2 separate regions of the Homo sapiens genome follow, and region 1 is linked to region 2. Evidence: chromatin loops called from intact Hi-C (ENCODE). Cell type or tissue: endothelial cell of umbilical vein. All regions are shown on one strand.

Region 1 (2,500 bases), 370 kb after region 2:
CCTTGCTATCTTCTGCATCCCCAATTTTATCCCATTTTTTTTTTTTTGGCAGTCAGCCTTTTCCCATGATCATCAATTTATATAGACACCTCCAGACCACCCACTATATACGCTCATTAAATTGTCCTATGTTTGCATGAATCTCAGTGGTAGGTGCAACTTGGGCTCAAGGTGGGATGGGACCCCCCTCCCTGTATAATGCCTTAGGAAAGCTTTAATATACTGTAGACATAACATTAATACTATTCTTTTTATTCTCTCAGTGAATGATCAGATCATCATAAAATGGCTAGGTCTGAGTTATTTCCAATATCTCATTAAACTTTTTAGTCATCATCCCTCCGGGCTTAAACTGTGAAGGGAGAAGAGACCTCAAATAACCTCCCACATCTCTGCTCCCCAACAAACCTACCACACCTGCATAGTGTCTGGCACATGGAAGGCATATAATACCTATTTGATGAATGACGGAATGTGCAAACACTTCCCTACCCATCCACAACTTCAGTTTCAAGGATTATGAAAGCAGCCAAAGTTGAAAAAAAGAAAAAGACCAAAAAATACATGGCAAGAATGGCTAGTTCAAGATCCATTGGGCCCAGAGAATTTGGCCAGACTAAAATGCAGCAGAGTGTATGACAGTTGCTAAAGCAGGACCAGAGTGCCATTGCTCTTTCCTCTTCTCCACGTCAAGCTCTATATTCCCTTTTATACCACCAGCAAATGGCTTGAGAGAAAGTGTCTAACAAGTAATTATAACCACAGCCAGATTTGCTCTTGTTCTATTTCCAAATTGTAACTGCATTCTACTTTGTTTATTCTTTACTTTCAAAATTATCCATTTCACTATGGTATTTATAAACATATTCCTTTTAATAGCCAACGGCAACATTACCTTGAGAGAGAGAATTAGGAAACATTCTCTTTGTCAGAGCTCAAAATGATATCCTGCAGAGTGAAAGAGCACTTTTATACAATATAAATACTTAACTATTTTATTAACGTATTAGCTGAAGCCTTACAGAAAGAAAAAAATAGACACTTCCTGAGTCTCAGAGGTGATAACAAAGCTGTTCAGGCAGCTAGGCCAGGAAACATCTTTCTGTTTCCTCTGGAATAACACATCTGTCAAAGTCAGATTTACAAAAGAAAATCCATGTGACTTCTAGCCAAGAACTCTTGAAACCCAAATAATTTTGGATATTTTTATAACATATTAGGGAGCATATTCCAAATTTCTTAAGTTGAAGATCCTAGTTCAAGGCTACCTATACCTGTTTTGGACCTGTAGAATTTTGTATTTATAGACTAGGCACAGATAAATCCTCATTTTTCCTGTGTGTGTTAAAAAGCTATGTCATTCCTTCTGAGATTCTTGGCCAACTTAAATGGCCTTTTAGACTTTATGGACAAAGAACATGTGGCCCAAAGAACATGTGGGCAAGTACGTATCTCTGTGAGGTCAATTCTAAAGAGTTTGAGAAGTTGGTTTTGGGACAGTCCAAGAAACTTGCTTTGCCAGTCAAGGAATTCCTTTGCTTTCTATCAAGCACATTATCTCCTCCTAAAATTATTGTCCAATGTGTGATGCCCAAATCAAAACACTTGGCTTCTCAATCTTAGACTTCTCAGCTTCCAGAACTATAAGCCAATAAATTTCTATTCATTATAAATTACTATATGTGGTATTCTGTTATAGCAGCACAAAACAGACTAAGACACTAACCTAGACCTCTTCTTCTGCCTGAAGTTTAGAAAAAGTAAAATTGTAATTTGAAAAATTAATTAATTTTAAAATTAAATTAAAATTAAAAATTACATCATAATTCAAAATAAAAGTATTATATAAAAAACACACAGAGAGAGAAAGAGAGAGAAACATTGTCTCTACAAACAAAAAAAGCACAGCAGGAAGACATGTCAGACATCTGTACACTTGCACCACTGTATTTTGAAACAGTTTCTTAATTTCTTATAGAAACTAAGAAAATTATAGACATTATGATAAATTAAATAAGTCTGAATCAGGAAAATGCAGAAATAAGGCAATTGAAGAGATAAAAGATTTCAGAGATCTAATAGAACCCAGGAAAGAATTAGAAATAAGAGAAAAAATTATTTCAGAAACAAAAGCTAAGATAGGCAGAATATACGAATGAATAAACACAATACCTTAAGAGATAGGGTGTAATAAACACAATGGTAAATACCTTATTCTATAAGCATGAAAAACTATTCAAGCAAAATGGGCAGATATAGAAGATAGGTAAATAAAATCCAACATACATACACACACACACACACACACACACACACACACACACACACACACTAGGAATTGAAGGGGAAAAAATTGAACACAACAAATACTAAAAGTCATAAATGAAGAAGATTTTTCTGAAACAATAAAAAAAAGATTTAGAGCTATGTTGGAAATGATATACTTCATATCTGGGAATACCAACTTAAGATTATTAACACCAAAATATATTCTGCTAAA
Region 2 (2,500 bases):
ACATGGCTTTGCACACCAAGTTATAACATGTATTTAGTTCAATGAAGTTGAGATGTAAAATGCACTTTGTGTTAAAATAAGGTTGAAAGCAATGTTAGTAAATAAAACTAGATAACAATAAAACAAAACTAAAGAAACGGAAACAGAAAAAGTGAATTAATTTCTGGAGAAGGAGAAGTAAGGAAGAGTAGGAGGCACTTACAGCCAATGCATATAACAGTGACAGCTATACTGTAACATATGTAATACATCAATGCTATAGGAAGCTCCTACAACAGAAAGTCTTAGAATAATAAAATGAAGGAAAGATGGGAATAATGACAAATAGCTTGTGATATTTGAGTTAGTATAAAATGCACATATAATCATCCTAAATTAGTAAATTCATTTGTACTTAGTGAATTATAAAATTAACACAGTGTCAAGAAAGTACAATGGACAAAATTATTAATCTCAATAGCAAATAGGATATTATAAAATGAATAAAAGAGCATTTTTAAAATTCAGATTTACCATTCACCAAAATAAAAGTATTACTTAACAAAAGTCACTATTATGCCAGGCTAATTAGAAAACAGGGTGACCCAGTAGAAACCAAAATCAGTTTAAGAATGTTCTGAGTCAGCACACATTTTGAGATTCACAAAGTATACATAAATTATTATAGGTAGAAATAATCTAATACAAGGGAATAATATTTTTGCATAGCACAAAGTATTATTTCAATGTGGCAAATAACCAGCTGTCTGTACTGTACAAAGCACTGTATCTTATTATTTTGATTTTCAAGGCTTAAAAAAGTTCCTCCATATTATTCACTTCCAAAATATACTTAATAATTTGACTGCTTTTCATCTTGCCAGGCCCTATCAATTCCTGAGATGTAGTGTTTTTATATTGTGAAACACATGGAGTATGATAAGAGCTGGAGAAATAATATGGCACCATATTATTAGATATTCAAAACCCTGGGTTCTGTTCCCAGTTTGGCCACGGATAAACTGAGTGACCTTCGGTTGGTCATTTAACCTGAGTCTCGATTTTCTTGTTGACAAACTCTACTTTTACTTGCTTTGTCTGTTTCACAGTGTTGTTGCTCAAAACAAGCAAGATCATACAACTATACTCGGCAAAATACAAAGTACTTGAGCTCCTATCCCCCATCCATGCACAAAGTTTAAAAAAAAAATTGTGAGTGTATTTTCATAATCTACCTGAAAAGTTCAAGAAAAACAATTGCCTTAATCACAGTTTTTACTGAAAGGGACCTCAAGATTCTTCTATTTGAAATTTGTTAAATCTCAATCTCAATGAAACATCTAGTTTAAATTATCAATAAAATTACTGGGAAAAATCATTTAAAAGCTATTTCCAGCAGATGGCAGTATGCATGCTTCAGAGGGGCAAAGGACAAGCTGCTTCATACACCTGAATGTGCTTACATACCAGTCAGTATGTCAATGTTTTCCTATATTTACACATAAATGAAACAATCTCCTTGAAATTAAATAAGAATTGTAAAATATTATAACCTGAGAAAAATGCTACGTTTTAAATGCTTACTCATTTGACTCTTAAAAGCAAAGAAAAATATTGAAAAAAATCATTATTTAGACTTTTTAAAATGTCATCTGATTACAAAATTACATAGGCATAAGGAAATTCTCATGATCTGGCTGTTTTTAACACTCAAATAATATAGAGAAAGAACTAAAAGGATATCATACTAAATTAACAATTTGAATCTGTCAAGATGGGCTAAATTCTTATTAGGAAATTCTTAATAATTCTAAATAATTCTTATTTATTAAGAAAGTAATTTTACAACTTTTAGTGAAAAGGAAAGTAATTTTTCTGAAGTAAAAGCAAAATCAACAAAAAAGAACAGCTAATAATACAGAGAGCTTATCAGCTTCCAGACACTGCATTAAACACTTTACCTATATTGATTCAACTAATCCTTGAAATAACTTTAGAGATATTAACTCCATTTTACAAGTGCAAAAGCTCAACATATATTAGAGAGCTCAGAATCCTATAGAGGACAGATGTTCTCATTGCCCAGAGAAGTTAAGTAACTTGCCCAAGTACAATTAGTACACGAGCAAGGGATGAAAATTAGCAGTCTGACTTCAGGGTCATAGCTATACCCATTTTGCTGTAGTTCCACAGATCTGCAGGCCACAATGCTGTCGTTATACATAGGATGTGGTTTTAAAATCATCAATAGTGATTCTCAACCTTTGAGTTTAAGAATATAGTGTGGAAACATATTGAGAAAGAAAATGTAAAATTTGCAGCTTCTTTTCATAATCTTCTTTAGGTAAATTTTAAGAAAATGAGGAGCGAGGCTCTAAACTGAATATAAATAAGGATTTATTGATGATCAGTATAACAGTATTCCAGAAAATATTGAGAAGAAATAAAGAGGAGCTAGAGAAGAAAAATTAAATAAGAAAAGAAATAAAGGGTGAAATGTATAACCAGTGTTTGGGGTTGC

What was found. A loop is a pair of places that touch in the nucleus more often than their neighbours do. Peaks named below come from ENCODE experiments on the same cell type or tissue, not always from the same donor. Only the 100,000 strongest peaks of a DNase experiment are listed, where the experiment ranks them.
Region 1: a loop joins it to region 2, with 5 times the contacts of the local background. A loop is called at or near these places in 2 of 110 quality-filtered maps.

Annotation. Positions count from the first base shown.
Region 1 is chr4:72,697,197-72,699,696 of GRCh38, forward strand. No RefSeq gene overlaps it. Among named protein-coding and RNA genes, the nearest start is that of ADAMTS3, 130 kb to the left of the region's middle. In endothelial cell of umbilical vein, no CTCF peak of the experiment used is centred here; a DNase peak (open chromatin) is centred at 1,105.
Region 2 is chr4:72,325,519-72,328,018 of GRCh38, forward strand. All of the region lies in intron 5 of ADAMTS3 (ADAM metallopeptidase with thrombospondin type 1 motif 3), which reads right to left. Among named protein-coding and RNA genes, the nearest start is that of ADAMTS3, 240 kb to the right of the region's middle. In endothelial cell of umbilical vein, a CTCF peak has its summit at 1,394 (motif pointing right); a DNase peak (open chromatin) is centred at 1,363.